Linked DNA regions of Homo sapiens: region 2 is linked to region 1. A link is an interaction called in ENCODE POLR2A ChIA-PET data of the cell type or tissue named here. Cell type or tissue: GM12878. All regions are shown on one strand.

Region 1 (4,000 bases):
TAGAGAGGTGAAGGAGCCTGCCTAATCGGAAAGCTGGAACAGGATCCTGGCTCAGGTCTAACTGACAGCAAACACTGTACTCTTCACCTCACTAGTATGCCCATCTCCATGTTCTTGGTTTCAGATAATTAGGTCAAGAAGTAATTATTTCATAAAGGCCTTAAGCTCAGCTGTAAACTCTGTAAGTGGGACATTCAATGATAGCCCCTTCTCTTCTTACCCTACACGCTATCCCTGGTGAGCTCATCCTCTCTTGGGGCCTGGGGTATCATCTGTGTTTAGATGACGCTCATGTCTTTCTTCAACTTGGATGTGACCTTGGGTCGAAGTCTAGTTCATGTATTACCTCTTGTGTTACCATCCATCCCCTCTTGGTCAGAATGAGGGGATAGATGTCCTTCCTGTCATCCCTGTGGTACTTTGTGTGTGTACATCTCTAATATTACTCATTCTGATACATTGACTCCTTCAGGGAAGGGGCCATGTCTTGTTTAGCACAATATCCCAACATCTCCAATAGAGCCTGGTACATAATGGTCACTCAGTAACTATTTGCTAAAAGAAGGAATACACTGATGGTAATTGGTCACTAAGAAGAAAATCCCCCTTTTTGGGATAGCGGGTATGGAATTTTCAATGCTGATTTGATTTTCATTTTGATTCTATGGTGAGCTGTCACTTAAGAGAGCCAAGAACAACCCCTTTTATACCATGGCTAAATGTGAACAGCCAAAAAGTGAACAACTGTCAAAGTTGTAGGAATTGCATCACTGTAACCACAAAGGTAATTAAATGTGTCCCAGAAAGGGATCTGCTAATTTGGTTTGCAACGGGAGGGTCTGAGACAAGACTTCTGTAGAGCAACACTGTCCAGTGGAAATACACTGCTGCTGCACACAGAACTAAATCTTCCGGTAGCCATTTTTACATTGAAAAAAGTGAAAAGAAACAGGTGAGATTAATACCTGAAATATTGCAACAGGTACTCAATATTAAAACTCACTGCAATATTTTACATATTTTTGGTACTAAGTCTCCAGAAATCCAATGTGTATTTTTACAGGACATCTAAATTCAGGCTAGCTGCATTTCAAATGCTTACTAGCCATACGTGACTAGGGCTACTGTAATGTATAGTGTAGCTCTAAAGTGTTAGAGAACCTTTTCTACATTGAACTAGGGCTTTTTTTGGTCTCCCCTCACCCTAATTTAAAAAAAAAATTTATGGTGACAGAATCTTGCTCTGTCACCCAGGCTGGAATGCAGTGGCATGATCATAGTTCACTGCAACTTTGACCTCCTGGGCTCAAGGAATTCTCCTCAGCCTCCCAAGTAGCTGGGACTACAGGTGTGCACCATCACACTTAGCTAATTTTTGATTTTTTTTTTCTTTTTTTTTTTTTTGTAGAGACAGGGTCTAGTTATGTTGCCCAGGCTGGTCTCAAATGCCTGGGCTCAAGGGATCTTGCCTCAGCCTCCTGAAGTACTGGGAGTACAGGCGTGAGCCATTGCGCCCGCCCCTTCCATTTTCTTAAGGGGATGTTGTCTTTCCTGGGTTTTAGCTATACCCTTTGGGAATAATATTGATTATCTTAAGGCTCAACATGTTAAATACAAGATATTGGCTGCAAAGTTTTATACACACACACACACACACACACCCCTCTAAAGTCATTTCAGGCCTCTAAGGTATCTTCAGAGTCTTCTAGTTAATCAGTCGCTATCTGAAGCTTGATTGTGCTATTGAGATCTTGACACAGTCTGCCATGTAGCAAGAGCAACTGTTACTAGCTCCATTCTACAGATGAGGCAATGGAGACTCAGAAGGATTTAGGGAATTGCTTAAATTTTGTTTCAAATGGTTCTAATACCAACGTTTAGCTGCAAAGTCTGGCCCAAGGAACATTCATTCTATTAGGGTGGATGTAAACACACATACTTCACTGTCTTATGGGGCCAGATGCGATTGCTGTTACAAAGAGAGACAAACTGTGAAGGAAAGGGAGAGGAGGGTGATTGATTTTGGTGGTGGTGGTGATGGTGGTGGTTGTGGTGGTGGTGGTGGAAGGAAACCTTCCAGGGAAAGTTGAGGTTGGCACCGGGCTCTGAAGGATGAGTAGAAATTTGCTGGCGGAATCTGGGAAGGGAGAGGAAAGACATTCCAGGTGAGGACGCCTGCCAGAGCAGGGAGTGGGGCAGTGAGGAGAGTGATGTCTGGGAATACGGGAGCCCAGGGGTGGAGAGGTGAACCTGGATGGCTCTGAATGCTCTAAAGTTTGAGTTTTATTCTTGGTACCAGGGAGCCACAGAAGGTTTAGTGTCTCCTGTTTTTCAGATGATGAAATTTAAGCTGAATTTAAACTCTCTTGTTTCATTAGAAAGGCAGTAGTTTCAAACTCACTTTCTCAAAATGAACTCGGGGCCATTTGGAAATCGTTTCTATTATCATCATTTAATGGGAGGTAAGATTATTCATGAACGACTAAAGTGCAAAGTAAGAAAGAGCTTAAAGGCACTCTGTAGTGGGATTTGAAACTCCTCTGTTTTGCATTGCTCGGGCCAAAATTATAGGCCATGGAGGTTAAATTTCAGTCTCTCAGTTGCTAATGGTGCCCTAGCTTCACCCTCAGAGGGCTCTGGAAGCAGTGGCAGGAGAAAGGGAAAGTGTGTAAATAGTCGCAGGGAAGAGAGTTTCTTGCTTCAGTGGGAGCTCATGGGTGTATCCGGGTCAGGCTGCAGCTGTTGGGCTGCCCTAGAGATGAGCAGTGAAGGATGGAGAACAAAGTCTGCTGCTTCCTCCTGGAAGCGAGACCCAAGTTCACTGTGTGTGGGGTCTGAGTGCATTGTACCCCTGAAAGATGCCGCCCTGTGTCCTCTTTAAATCAAAAGACTGCCTCTTTTTTTAGGCTCCCCTTCCTGGGCTGTGGGAGAGGGCATGGGGCTATTGTAGAGCTCATACACAATGTAAAAAGGCATCTCTCTGTGGCTTTCACAGTCACTTCTGGGGGCCATTGTGCTTGGTACAAAGCTGAGGGCTGCCTGTATTTTCTCTGCTAGACTGTAGCACTTGACGCCTGTCGATGAATAATTGAGAGCTGGTTTTCTCATAGGGGCATCTCACCACCTTTGATCCCCTTTATTTTCCGTTAAAACATCACCATCATCACCACCACCACCACCACCACCACCGCGACCACTACAACCACGACAGGGAGAACTCTTCCAAAGGCTTAATTGAAAAAGAAACTAATATAATGTAATCACAGATATGCAGCGTGTTTTAAAGGGGGCATGTGGACAGGCAAGCTAAAAGGGTTTCTGGATTTACACTTGCAAACTTATAAAGATTTAGGGATTAGAGATTGGAAGGTCTAATTGAGGTAGTACTTATTATTGGAAGCCTATGCAAAGGTATTGGAATGGGGATTATTTTGCAATTGGAAGAATTAGTGAAATCCTTTAAGAGCGAAGGTTTCATTATATATAGGGTTTTCTGTATAATTTTGCTATTCAAAAATGGAAGTGCAGGTTTGAGATCAGAAACTGAACAGGCAATCTTTTAGTTAATTGTAATAAAACAGCTTTCTTTGGGAGAGTGTGAGCCATCATCCGAACGACAATTATGTGCTTAAAAATATTAACTCGGAATAGTGGCCTTGCTCACTTTAGGATAATCCATTGCATTCAGGAGGGGAGCAGCTCAGGGCTCTTTCTTGGGACTCTGCAGAGAATTCTTTCAAGGCTTATGCTGACTTTGTTTCCTGTGCCTGTAAAAGCAAAATGAGATTTTTAAAAATAAATCCAGGGCTGATAGTAAGTGCCTTCCTGCAAATGAGATTTGAGGGATGTGCAGGATGTTGTCATTGGAAAGTCACAGCAACATTCCTTTTTTATTTTCATGGGAAATAAACAAGGAATGGATTAGGAACACAGAGGTCATTGCTGAGTGTTCGATCTGTTATAAAACTCCAACAAAGTAGAAAGGGCATTGGGTGGGCAT
Region 2 (4,000 bases), 62 kb after region 1:
CTTCCCTCTCATGCAACCCTGTTTAAGTGCTGTTGTGTGTCACTGCCAAATCTTTTTTCTTTTTATTTCCTTTTAGAGATAGGTTCTCGCTATGTTGCCCAGGCTGGTCTTGAACTCCTGGGCTCAAGCAAACCTCCTGCCTCAGCCTCCTGAGTAGCTGGGGCTACAGGCACGCACCACCATGTCTTGCTTCCAAATCTCTTTTCTTGATGAGCTCCCAATTACTCAAACCCCTATACCCTCAACAGATTCCATCACTCTGTTTTATAAATTTCCATGGTATTTTGAACCCACCTCCATGACTGTACTCATCACATCATGCTATAGTTAGTTGTATACTTGATTATCATCCCTTTGGATTCCTGACCAAGACTTGAGGAAGCCAGGGAGCCCTGGGTTGGAAAGAATAGGAAGAAGTGTAATGAACTCGTAAACATGATCAGGTGTTCCCAGCGTCATGGATTCCTTTGTGGTTTTGTACTTGGCCATGCTTTATCTTGGTTGCTGGCATCAAACCTGAAAACACTGGCATTTTGTGAAGCACCTGGGGAAGAACTTATAAGTTTAATTTCCTCTGAGCCTGAAAATATGACCAGGTGAAATGTATGAAGTAGGGATGATTACTAAAATGGAGACTTTTCAAGGCTTATTTTGATGGTTCTTTTGTTTCCTGCCATCTCCCCTTAACCTGGACTTGACAACTAAAAAAATGAATAAATAAATCAATAAATAAATGAGTGGAAGGATTCTCCGCGTGATAATGATTCTTCTGAGCACATTTTCTTCCAAACTGTGCTCCCAGAAGACACTTGGAGTCTTAGATGGTTCATGGATCATTATCACTTGTCGGGGACAGTGGAAACGTAGGAGCTGGTTGCAAGTGCCAATCAATAAGCAATGAAAAGAAGGCACTGTGAAATGGCCTCAGCCAATGGATGTTCAGAGAGACAGAGACAGGCAGCTTTTCTGGATAAGTCTTTTTGGCTGTAGCTCATGTCCCGTTACAAAAATTTCCGTTGGATTGGGCCGAGGCTGGGAAATTGAAGGCATTTATTTAGAATGAAACTAAAATTTACCCCCATCCCCAAATCCTTTCAATGAAATTAAAGTTACTTATAATGAAAGAGAGATCTTGGGTTAGTAGAGATGCATTTTTTAATAGAGAAAGGGAAAACTAAAATGTGGTTTTCTTAAGCCTTTGGCAAGGTTCATGTTGAAATAACAGTTCTTTTTTTCCTTCAACATTGTCAGTGTAATAGTGATATAAAGTTTTATGAATAAATAAATGTATTTAGCAAAATGACATATTTCAGCGATAAATTTGGTTTCTTAGTTCAGAATATTGCTTTGACTAAGGAAGGAGAGTGACAGAATGAATATCAAGGACTCTACCCCTCATTTCCATTTTCTTTGACAGTGTGATATGGGCCACAAATGAAGACCTTGACCCTGAAACCGTCTGTGGTTTCTCTAGCAATTCTCACGACTTAGCCTCTTCCTCCTTCTTCCCTCAGAACCGGGCAAATAGAGCAAGGACAATTTCCCAGCAATATTTTTCCAAGTTGCGGTTAGTCACTTGCTGCTCACGGTTCCCATTTAGTGATTTCGATTTCAATGAACTTTTTGCTTAGTGACTTTTGAATTCGTTCTTATCACATTACAAACACATACCTGAAGGTTGCCAGGTGGATGGATTTCAGTTGATCCCACTGAGAGGGCAGGAGAGGCCACTGTCCTCTTTAATGTTTCCTCCCAGGAAGGAAGGATTCATCATGTAATCCTGTATCGGTGCTGCATGGTTTCTGGTGTGAGTGGTGCCTGGCCTTGAAGCTCTGCTAATCTCCAGACGGCCAGACTGAAGAGCATAATGCATGTGTAGGCTGATTTCTTGGGAGCTTTTGTTTTGATTATTTTCATTTGCATACTGATTTATTAAGCACCAGAATGTAAGGGCTAGAAATCTTTTTATTTCATCTTATTAAGAAGCTCAATTATTCTTTCTTCGCAGAAGCCAAGTTTCTGATTAGCTATACCAACCCCATCTCCATTAGGCAATTTAAGATGTGAATTATACATTTTTTAAAAAGTAGCTAATTATGGTAAAGCCTGACACATTTATATTTCTGTGAAACCCCTGTGGCAAAGATTCTGGCTAGAAGATGACATCATATGGGGTTATAAAATCACTCCTTGTGGAGCTGTTTCTTCATGTTGTAAGAAAACTTGTAAATCTGAAAAGATTGTACTTATGCCTTCTGATCCTCCTTCCCTAGGCCTCACCTGCCCTTTGGAGTCTGTGAGCTGAGTTATGGTGTAGGGACTCCGTCCTTGATATTCTCATAGAGATGCCCTCGTCCTCCTGGATTTCAGGGTGGAAGGAATGGGAATGGTAGGTCAAGTCTGAGACATTGAGGTCTGACGCTGTCTTCCTGTTCAGATGGTAGCTTGTTTTGGGGACCTTTCAGCGGAGTGTCTGTCCTTAGTGCCTCATGGGCTGCCATGCACTGGGTTTTAACTGCAAACTGTTTTAGAATAATCTGGTCTTAATGTCTGGGAGTTCTAATATGTGCATCCCAATGAGGTTCTTAGACCTCAGGGCCAGATCTCACACTGACTCTCTTTGACCATGCTGCATTCCACAGGCAATGTGGAATGTTGCTTACCTCAAGGAACATAAACCTTACATTGTGGAATAGAGGTATTTGCAAATATCTTCTCCTCTCCCATTGCCAGGGTGGCTCAGTGTCTGCTAAAATTGAATCCATATGGGTACACCGAGCAGAAGGGGAGGGCGGAATGGGTGGGAAAGTACATTGCAGTATTTGTTTGTGATGACATTCATTTAACCAGAGCTAACCTCGGAGTTATAAACCAGGGCATTATTTCCTAAACAGTATCATGTATTCATTTGTGGCAGTATAGAAGATTTAATTTATACATGTATTTATGCATAGACATATGAAAGAGATCATAACTCTGGATTCAATGTGATAAAAAGCAGATTCATTCTAGAGTCCCATATACAGTGGATTGTGAAGAACAATCCTTTTTATTATATAACATTTACTTTCCTCTAGGACATCTGTTAGTTCAGCTGTTTTCAATGGTGCATCAGCAACATACAGAGGGGATATGCATTAGAAATGAGGGTGAGACTGTAATTTGATAAAACATATCAATTCACTTTGCTGGTTTTTTCCATACAAAAATACAGACAGCAAAGCAGGACAAGTCTTCTTGCCTGGCAGGGACGTGAAAATGATGGACTGGGAAAGTATCTTCGGGATGAGGGCTCGTAAAGGCTGAGAAATGATGCCTTGGAGCTCATGAGAAATAGTATTTGCTCAAACCCTTTCAAGACAAACTATGACCACTTAATTTACTTTAAGTCTGGTGTTTATGTCATAGACTCAGTATTTAAGTCTAATGAGGCCAACCTCTTCTTCATATAGAACTGCCCATGAGTCGATGCCCATCATTGCTTGGTAAAGACTTCCTACTCAATGTGTGGTCATAGGACCAGCAGTATCAGCACCACAGTTGTTAGATGTTAGCAGTGCAGAATCTCAGGCCTCACTTGTCCATATGATGTACTTGTGTAAATTTTGCATGCCTTTGCTTCATTGTTCTTCCACGTCATCCACAGCAGCCCATGGTAGCATGTCTCATTCTCTTCCTTTGATCGGGAGGAGTCTGGATTTTTGGATCGGATCAGAACTGTGCTCAGCTTGGCTCTGCCTGTCTTTTCATTGCTCTGCCTTGCTTTTCTCTTCTATAAAGTGGAGATACCAACAGCAACCTCACAGGGCTTTTAAGAGAATGTTTATAAAACACTTGGCACAGAGCGAGGCAGATAGAAGATGGTGGTTATTACTGTGATGACAGTGATGTTTATGTCCCATCTCCCCTGGTGGTTGTATGTTCCTTTGAAAGAGCCTCCCTGTCCAGTTCATCTTTCTATTCCTCCAGGCCGGCTTCTCTGTGCCTGGAACATGTTTGA

What was found. Peaks named below come from ENCODE experiments on the same cell type or tissue, not always from the same donor. Only the 100,000 strongest peaks of a DNase experiment are listed, where the experiment ranks them.
Region 2: POLR2A ChIA-PET joins it to region 1 with 5 read pairs; 3 of 35 experiments call an interaction of 5 or more read pairs at or near these places.

Annotation. Positions count from the first base shown.
Region 1 is chr12:104,470,752-104,474,751 of GRCh38, forward strand. All of the region lies in intron 1 of CHST11 (carbohydrate sulfotransferase 11), which reads left to right. Among named protein-coding and RNA genes, the nearest start is that of CHST11, 16 kb to the left of the region's middle. RefSeq lists enhancers at 2,683-2,822, 2,779-2,948. In GM12878, no CTCF peak of the experiment used is centred here; no DNase peak of the experiment used is centred here; H3K4me3 peaks cover 1,766 bases; H3K27ac peaks cover 2,273 bases.
Region 2 is chr12:104,532,885-104,536,884 of GRCh38, forward strand. The region is part of intron 1 of CHST11 (carbohydrate sulfotransferase 11); the gene reads left to right. Among named protein-coding and RNA genes, the nearest start is that of MIR3922, 57 kb to the right of the region's middle. In GM12878, no CTCF peak of the experiment used is centred here; no DNase peak of the experiment used is centred here.